Regions from separate parts of the Mus musculus genome. Here region 1 is linked to region 2. Evidence: chromatin contacts called from ENCODE Hi-C or POLR2A ChIA-PET data. All regions are on one chromosome and are shown on one strand. The core of a region is the stretch at or near the end of the contact, and the rest is flanking DNA. Distances in the headings are between cores, read along the strand shown.

Region 1 (4,820 bases), core at 177-2,676, 150 kb before region 2:
TGCACGTTGTGGTCGCTTACCGACATCTTCCCCACCCCACCCCCCTCACCCCGCCATGCTTCACTTCTGAGCGACCTTCAAAAGTGGCTGTCACTAGACCTTTACTCACCCAAGACCATGACCAATTTTGACCACGGTGTCTTTCTTTTCCCTACTTTACCTCTATGGCAGCTACAAGAGGACTTAGAAAATGCTTAGGACAAAAACCCATTTTTGACTACAGCACTCGGCTCGCACACTCACCTGACCCAGGTCAGGCACTCTGTAGCCAATGGACGCCCAGCCAAGGATGCAAATCCTGGTCCCTTGTAATCAGCTCCTAAATATTTAACAAAGAAAGAAGACTGAGTAGGGGATCTCGCGAGGGTCTATCAGAAATTCTCAAATCCAAGTTTTGACTTTTATAGCCTCCGCTTTTCCTGCAGATCCCACTCCCCTCCAAATTTAGCAGCTAAGTCGGAGGGATCTCTTTCCCCCAAATAAAAGCAAACCCAGCATGCTTATTTCCCGTCAGTAGCTGGCCAGAAAGATCAGACACGCAGAAACTTCGAACACGCCGGATGGGGATTGAAGGTGGATGGAAGTAAGGGACGTGTTGAGATCCCAAAGCACTTGTTTCCCCGCGTGGAGGCCAAGTATGTGAAACCCGCGTCCTCATTGGGCACGAGCTCCGTCCACACTTCTTTCCTCATCGCCCCCCCCCCCCTTCCTCCGGTTTTCTTCCTTTTTTTTTTTTTTAACCCACGGGGACCCCCACGCATGCATTATCCTACCAGCTGAGCAGCGCAACAGGGCTAGCTACATTTTTAGAAAGATTATTTCCTTGAGCGAACTCATATGACCCCCTCAAATACCCCCCCCCAGGGGGAAAAAAAACTATTTCCTGCAGACACTCCAACCGTTTCCAACTTGGGGGAATGCCATTTCAATACGGGGAAGGAGGTTGAAACCGGTCACTAGAGTCGAGGACGTTTGGGGTTACTTAAGCCTGAAAAAAAATATATACCTCCCCCCAAAACTGTTCACAGGGAAAGAAGCCCCAAAATACACGCCAAGTGCATGCAAAGCCACCAAAGCCACCAAGAACTCCCGGTGATCAGGGCAAAAACTTCTGCGCACGGGAGCTAGTGCCAACTCCCCGCGCCCTCTGCCCGGCCCCAGCAGCTACCTTGGTGACCGGGGAGCCACGCCGGTTTGGGGGATCAGGACCAGGAGAGGGGTTAGCAGCCGCTGGGCAATCCCATGTCCGCGAAGAGGGAGCTCGTTCCGTTAGGATGGGAGCGGAACACCCACACCTCCTCTCGGCGTGCGCTTTCTCTCTCTCCACCCTCTGCCTCCACCTCCTCCACCACCACCACCTCCTCCTCTCCTCCCACCCCGGCAGGCTTGAGGAAACGCTTCAGCAGAACATCCACATGGTTACTGCACTTTAAAGCAGCGCCCGACCGCTTATATAGGCCGGGAAGCTCCCTGGGCAATGTAGTCCGAGTCCCAGGTCGTGCCGGCGCCTGGGGCTGCGCAGAGGGACTACAAGTCCCAGAATCCCCTGGGCTCCGGGGCTGGGTTCTAAATAGACTCCCGCGCGCTGACCAGGGGTGGGAGGGGGAAGAGGCGCCCAGGCTGAAGGCTCGGGTTGCGAACTTGTGTCTGAACACCGGACTCCCCAGGTTTGGCAAGCCCGACCCACTGGGTATGTCCCCTACCTCTGTGAACCCTTCTCTTTTGACTTGTATCTTCCCTTCCTAAAGTCAGGTGTCACTAGGGTCCGGAGAGAGAGGAAGAGCTCGGATTACTGCTTCGGGAAGTTTTTACAAGCTATTTACCCACCCCCGCGCGCCCTGTGTCCTGGAGCCAAGAATTTCAGAAATCCGAGGCACAAAAACGCCAGTGTTTGCGGTCAAGGATTAAAGAAACAAGTTTGTCTTTATTAAATCTGGTCTAGTTTTTTATTGGATCCTGCTAGTGTCTGCATGAAAAACTAAGTCTGGAAATGGGGTGGTCCCTGCTATTGAGGATGCGGGGTAATCGTGTGAGAGCCCTTTTCTGAATTCGAGCTGGGTCTGTCTTTCGTCGCCCGGTAGGAGGTAAAAGAAACGCTACCCTGACGAGTGAGCAAATAAAGGAACCATGTTGTGACTTGCTGATGTTGTGATCGCGAAGCAGGAAAGAAATACAAACCGCGACCTCGGTCCTGACCCCGCTTCTAAGACCCCTATGCTCCTGGAATCTGTAAACGCTAAAGTAAATAAACCGCAAACCAAAAAAATAAGGGCTTCAGAGAAAACTGCTTATACTAAGATGAGTGCGTCCAGGCGAGGCGTGCTGCAAGTCTTCAACCCAAGCCTCTGGGCTGAAATGGATTTCCACACACCAGAAAATAGTGTAGGCTCCAGGCTGCAAAGTGCATAGAACTTTGGTCTTGGGAAGAAGAGTTTGCATCACAGGCAAAGTTATCCTACTGTCTCCTTCCCCATCCCACCCTACAAACTAGACTGCACGTATTCATTCCACAAACGTTCCCCGGGTGTCATCTGGGTGCCAGGCCAGGCACTGTGCCAGGATATGAGAGCGCGCCAAAATATATCATAACATCCTAAATGGGGGTCTGTCTGCTACCGCTAAAGACCTGTTAACAGTAATCCTTGTAATGAAAACAAATGGTTCTACAGAGCTCAGCCTACCTGCTTTCTGTACAGCATGCTATTGAGTGTCACTGATTCTGGGTTTGTAACCTCTTTGTATACAGCAGGTATAAGGCCAAAGAACAGGACAAGCCAGGTTAACTTTGGTCTCCTTTGCAACTCCAACCTGTACCTATACTAAGCACTTGCCCATTGGGACCTCCATCACCACCTCCTTAAAGGAGCCCCTCCTATTTTAGGAGCAGCCTCTAAGCCCTTAGGCAAATCACCTTGAACTCTTTACCCCAGGTTTGCCATCTAGAGAGGGATTCAATACTCATTAATGTTTGCCTGTTCTCTTTTCCTATTACGTGATTCAACAGCCTTGCCTCCTCTCGTGAAACTTTAAGAACAATAGAGGGCAAAATAGGTAACAATTATTGCATATTTAGTGCTCAACCTAACCATTAGGGGCATCACACGGGTGCGTCCTGTGGCCCAGGCATTGTTTCTAAGTAATTTAAGTAGATCATTTCAGCGATAGCACATGGAAAGCTAAAGGCATGCAGGTTAAGTTATATCCAAAAGGCACCGTTGGCAATCTAGGAGGCAAGTGGGGATGCTTCAAGCTGCCTGTCTGTCCTCGGGAAAAACCCCAACTTGTCACCACAGAGGAATCCACACCTTTCATATCTGTTGTTTTTTCCTTTCCCCGATAAAAACAACCTGATCCACTTTCCAAGTCCCTTTGACCCTAACTTTCAAGCAATTTCAACAAATCAGCCCACAAAACGGGTGGGGGTTGCTTCATGATATTCTAATGTGGATTTGCAAAAGAATCCTTGGCCATAGTTGAGAGGCACCGGCAGCTCATTTTCATCCTCCCCACACTGTAGACACAAGCCCTTTGTGTAGTTTATCCATGGTCTTCCCTCCCCAGCCGGAAGTTTCAGTGAGAGACCATGTCTTCCTTACATTTGTGTACTCCAGTCCCCTTGACTCAAAAAGGCTTACCCTTCTGTTTGCACATTTTTGCAGATTTGGAAAAAAAAAAAAAGTTTCCTGCAACCTTGTAATGGAAGGTGCATTGAGCATACAGAAGGCAACAGAAGCATGTCTTTCTGAGCATTTGGGCCGTTTAGCTGCTCAGATCAGTTTGCTTTGTCAGTGTGTGCACATAGTGCTGTTCAACGTTTGGCAAGTTCTGGAAGCTGCCAGATCACAGGAAAATACTTTTGCTAATTCTACTATGGCTCAAAGAGATTCTTTGTGTCAGACAGTTGATGTGTGGCAATGCTAACGGTGATAGATGCTAGAATGAGTGGCTTATACTCCTTTATGAGCTGAGGAGAGGGTGTGTGTGTCTGTGGGGGGTGAGCTGCTGCTTCTCTGTTATAATTTTTCTTGGGAAGAATTTTTCTAGACATGCATCTCCAATCCAGGAGCTATCAGCCATGTATGCACCGAGGATGCAGCTAGTTCTAAAGAAGATGTGAAGTACTTATAAAATACACAATGAGTTTCAAGCACCTAAACTTCAAACGCAAGGCTTCAGATATGTTGGACCACACACTTGAAATGACTTTTCCTGACTTTTTTTTACTTTTTAAATTGACTAAAAATTTAATCTGCAACTAGCACCTCTGGGCCTTGACATGCTTATACATACATATGTGCCATGAACAAATATCCCTATACATATGCAAACATGTTTATATAAACACATACCATACATGTGCCTAGTTTAAAAAAAAAGATAATCTGCCACAAAAGTACCCATGTGTAACTTTACCCTTGAAATGCCCACGTAGGGAGGTCAGAGGACTTTGCAGTCAGGACAGTGTTAGAGACTGAGTCTGAAGAAAGTCCAAAGCTAGCACAGCAACTTACTCCAGGGAAACCCCACAAATAGAAACAGTTTTTGTCAGCAATCCATGGCTGCAGACTTGGACTAAATTCTAAATTCATCTGCTGAGAAACCCACCCTCAGGTCCCCTCCTACTAAAGAAAGCAAGATGTGCCAAGGAAAGCAGGATTCAGAAAAAGCAAGGCTGACAACCAGCTGCACCATTAATATCCAAGGTGTGTGCTTGTGGAGAGAGTGATGGGACTAATCCTCTCCAGCCTTGTCGGCCCAGACAGTCATTGAGTTACAGGACATGAAAGAGCTTCCAAACCTTACCTGAGCTTTACCAAAAC
Region 2 (4,840 bases), core at 1,087-3,586:
CTTCAATCAAATGATGTCATCTTCTAGGCCTCGTCTAATACAGTGCCTGGTATATTATAGTCACTCGACTATTTGATGAATAAAGAAAAAAAATAGGTGGTCTTCGCAGACATCCTGGAATGTTTGATCTTGACCAAGCCTTAAGAGCTCATTGGTACATGGAGTATTATCTACTTGTGTTATTAATAAACTGTCAATGCAAATGCAGATGTGTGTTGCTGGCTATGAGTCATAGATGAGAGGGCGCTATTTCTCACATTGAAATCCTGCTTCACCTTTTGAAATCTGCTATAGAATGTATTATCCCATTTTCTGCTCATAAAATCCTAGAAGGAAGAAAGAGCAGCCCTAATTTGTTCTTATTCTGGATGGGGGAAAGCTATACAATTTTAAAGTTATTTTCACTTCGAAAACAACAAACTCTGTGGAGTAGGTAAGATGCTGAAGTCATACTCTTAAGTCTGACATCCGAGGGGGCACCCCTCTGCCAGCATCTTTGGTCTTTCCCTATTCCATAAGCAACTTAGGCCATGGTCTGAGGGGTTGAAGGGTGGAGTAGGGCTTTGAGGTAGCAGCCATTTATTGAGTTCCTACAGAGCACTAGGAACAGTAATTCCCAAGCAGCTGAGAAGAGGGTCTATGACTTAAACTCTAGGGCTTCTGAGGATCTGAAGAAGTTAATTTATGTGTGTCCAAGATCTCTCAGCATGGCGGAGACCTCAGCTAAGTTTGACTCCAGGGGCTGAGATTCATAACCAAGCCTTTCTTACATGTCAGATAGCCGAGACCAGACATGGAGATGGTTTTCTCTGATCCCTCAGTAAGTTCTGAGTACAAGCCAGACAGGGGGAAAAAGCTTTCTGAAAAGTCACGCCTCTGCCACACACATGTTAGGGAACTGCTATTTTACAGACAGTATAAGGTAAGAATCCTTGTTAAGGTCTTATTACAGGTTCAAAGAAAAATATTAAATTCTGTCCATTTAAGAACTTTTCTTTCAGACCAACAGCTTATTTCCCCCTCGAGAGAGAAAGAACATGAAATTGGGTAGATTGCGAGGTGGGCAAGGATCTGTGAGGATTTGGGGGAGGGAAAAAGGATGACAAACATATTGTATGGGATTCTCAAAGAGTAAATAATAGTAAGACGTCAAGAAGACTGCAGTTCCAGTAAACAACCTTGATGAAACTCATTGGCTCTCTGTCTCCTACACACACACACACACACACACACACACACACACACTCACCACAGCGAGATGAAAGATAAAAGGGGCACTAGCCAGGAAGGTGAAGGATTACTGGGAGAGGGTGAGGGACCAGAGAGGGTGGTGGTGCATATCATCAAAACACCTTCTGTGCATATGTGGAAAAATGTCATCACAAAACTCATTATTATGTATAATCAACATTTGCTAATGAACATTTTAAAAATGCCATAGTTAAACTAGATACCCCGTGTGCTAATAAAAAAAAAATAAAAATATCGGGGGTGGGGTGGGGTGTGTGTGTGTGTGTGGGGGGGAAGAAGCCTGTTGTTACAGCCAATTTGACAATTACTACCACGTGGGGGAGCTATGTGTCTCTCTTTCTTGGCTTCTAGGAAAGAGCTCTAGCGCCCCCGGGGGCAGTGAGTAGCCCTGGAATTCTGCTCTGCAGCGAAGTGTGAAACAATCCCCTTCCTACTCACCCCCCCCCCCCCCAGCTTCCTACTCCCCCCAGCTCTTTAGACCTGGCTCTACATGGGCATTGGCCTCAACTACTCAAGATATAAGCAGCTCTCTGGTTCCTTCCATGGAGGCTGTCCGCAGGCCTCTATCTCCGCCCCAACATGGAAGGGTGCAGGCTCCCCTTGGTGAGAATTAAGAGGAGTCTTGTAGTCAGCCCCTGTGGGGCTACAGGACATCCCTCCAACCCAGTCTAGAACAGCGCTGGCCCCGCCTGGGGAGAGAAGGGAAATAGACAGGCCCTTTAGCACCGCCCCTAAGATCGGTGAGCTGCTTTCTAGCTCCGCCCCCATATAAAGGGCACTGGCCCCGCCCCCGGGGGAAAGGGACAGCCCTCTAGCGCCGCCCTCTGGCTCCGCCCCCAAAGAAAAGGGCACCACCCCCAGCCCTTTCAGCCACTTAGCCCTGCCTCTACCTGGAAAGGTTTAGGCCTGGGCTCCGCCCCCAAAGGCCACAAGCTCACAGGCAAGTTCTCCAGGCCGCACGCTACATCTTGTTGTTCTGTCGGGGCTACAGATTCCTCCTCAGATGCTGCTATCTCGAGAGAAAGCTTCTCCACACCTTCCGCAGACATTTATGGTCTCGCTTCGACTACTCGCCTGACCATTTTGGGCCTCCGGGAGGATGCTGGGAGTTGTGGATTCTGCGGCCCTACTTCCTCATGGGAGTTGTAGTTTTCCGTCCCAACAGGCTGCAGGTGAGGGAGATACCTCCCTCAGCGTCGTTGGGGTGCTTTTCCTCTGGATCCCACTGTTTTAAACTAGATACATAGCTGATAATTTCAGAACCACAAAAGGTACAAAATTTGGAGAACTTGAAATGTTTTCGTTTTTTTCTGGGGAACCTTGTGAAGCCTGGTTGTTTGTTCAGCCTTTGAGGGTTTAGTAGGTGTTTGGAAATGTATCGTCTAAGCTGAGGGAGAAAATACAGTCCAGAGAATATAAAGATCTAGAACCCGCGGAGAAGTTGGGTGACTGGCACAGAATTTGTTTTTGATAAGGTCCTCTCCTTGTAAGCTCACCTTGTCCCATTATACAAAACAACAAAAACCTGTTTTGAGTAGAGTCACTCACTGATCACGCCAGAGTTTCTGTATCTGGTGGAAAATGTTAACATTGCCAAATCTCCCCATTTTGCTTGTCTTGCTTCTTTTTCTTATTCTCCCTCTATCCCCTCCTCCTCCTTCTTCTCCTCCTCCCCCTCCTTCTCCTCTTCCTCCTCCTCCTCTTCTTCTAATTTTCTATCTTCACTGCTTTCTGTGATAATAGGGTCCCACAGGGCATCCACTCTTGTTGACCAAAAGTTTGGAGGCTAAAGGGGGACACTGAAATAGATTGTCCTTATAAGAGATTCATTAGAAGATACATTGATGACACAGGCAAACAGACAGACAGGCAGACAAAGGGCCTTCACGGCAGAGCAGGCATTTCTTCTTAGAGGTTTCAGAGGAAGAAGGGAGTAGTTGATGAGTAGCTTGCAGGTAGGCTGTTCCTGAGTTATCTATGAAAGTCACCAAATTACTCTAGCTTCTGGAATTGTTACAGATCCATACAAACGGGGCAGCTTTACAAAATGCAGGATCTTAGGTTTTTCATCTTTGTGTTTTAGAGAAAAAAATTACAAATGTATGTGTGCATAAATAAATATATTCTATATACTTAGGTGTGTGTGTGTGTGTGTGTGTGTGTGTGTGTGTGTGTGTGTGTGTATTTAGCTAGATTTGTTTCAAGACAGGTTATTAGTATGAAACCCAGTGTGGTTTTGAACTCTCCATCCTCTTGATTATTAGGACTACTTGCATGAACCACTGCATCTAAATGTCTTAATTGGCTTTATTTTCAATTCTAGAAAAAGGACAACATTTCACCCTGTAAGGTAGAATAAGCATTCTGATTTTCTGAGCGTAGCATTGGTTGTATAGGAAGAGAAGAGATGGAAAAGCAGAAGCAATAAACAAAAGAAGAATGGTCCTTTCATAGTTACTCTATCCCTGTAAGGCATGGGCAGGAATACAGAACAGTAGGAAAATAAATCATTGCTTAGCACCAGAGTAATGTTTGTGTGCTAAGATTAAGGCAGAGGAATTTTATTATCCTGGGATATTTGTCTGTTATCTCTTTAGTTCTTTATTTCTGCAAAAGGTTACATAGACAGGTTAGTTTCAGCTTGGTGACAAGTGACTCTATCTTGATTTATCGTCTGTCATGGGGTTTTGTTGCAGCAATAGAAACATTAACTAGACAACCAGGATCCAGAAGTTATCATTATTTTGAGATAGGATCTTGATATTTTGCCAAGGCCTGTACTCGATGTGTAGGTTTAACGGATCCTCCTCCTTCAGCCTTTGGCATAGCCAGGTCAGGTGCATGACCTTCCCCTGCCAATATGGTTTCAGACATAAAGGACTAGGATGGCAGTCTCCAGCCCTTAGCTTCTTCTCTACTTCAGTTATGAATATAGGATGCTTTTACTTTCTGACTTATAGGATCCTTAAGCTTAAAATGACTAGAACTAATTGACTCCTCGACAAACTTTTATTGGTAATCTAACAGAGCATCCAAGCAGCAAGCAGAGAGCGTCCTTACCTCCCACCCATCCCCCCGGCCGGCATAATAAGGAGATAGTTGTGCTCAAGTCTTGGTTCTATCTTCATAGTAGTTTTCATTTTTATCACCTCTTACTTAGTTCTAGTTTTAAGCAGCAATAGAAATAATTAGAAACCTGTCTTCAAACTGTAGCAATGACAGTAAGAACAATTGGGGATATAGAGAATAGCATAGTTTAAAAAGATGACTTTAATAGACCAGGGAAGAAATGAGACCCTAGAATTTTATAATTAGGTTTTACATTGTAGCCATAACATGGTCATTGGAACACCCATCATGGGTTTTAGTTTTTTTTTTTTTTTTTTTTTTTTGTTGTTGTTGTTGTTGTTTTAGAGTCATCTAAGTGATCAGGATCAAAGTGCAATCTCTGGCCACACTTGACATCAGGCTCAAAGCAATTTATAGGACAAGTGCCATAGCCACTAACAGAGATGTCACATGTGCCCTTTCCTATGGGAGCAGGGCTTGAAGCTATACCTTCAGTAGGTCACAGAGTTGTCTGTGATCT

The links. A loop is a pair of places that touch in the nucleus more often than their neighbours do. ChIA-PET counts read pairs that join two places held with the same protein, here RNA polymerase II (POLR2A).
Region 1: a map of T-helper 2 cell shows a loop between it and region 2 (4-fold over the local background). The contact joins the promoter of Itpr1 here to the promoter of Setmar in region 2. A Hi-C loop is called at or near these places in 3 of 37 maps with a recorded cell type or tissue (T-helper 17 cell, T-helper 2 cell and regulatory T cell). POLR2A ChIA-PET finds 5 or more read pairs at or near these places in 4 of 5 experiments (Patski and embryonic stem cell).

What each region holds. Positions count from the first base shown.
Region 1 is chr6:108,209,702-108,214,521 of GRCm38, reverse strand. It overlaps Itpr1 (inositol 1,4,5-trisphosphate receptor 1), which reads right to left and starts at 1,426. Exons shown (of 62, transcript NM_010585.5): 1 at 1,169-1,426; 2 at 244-319. It overlaps Gm38872 (predicted gene, 38872), which reads left to right and starts at 1,604. Exons shown (of 3, transcript NR_167935.1): 1 at 1,604-1,667; 2 at 1,749-1,916; 3 at 2,082-2,266.
Region 2 is chr6:108,062,541-108,067,380 of GRCm38, reverse strand. It overlaps Setmar (SET domain without mariner transposase fusion), which reads right to left and starts at 2,336. Exons shown (of 2, transcript NM_178391.4): 1 at 2,142-2,336. The coding sequence starts at 2,300.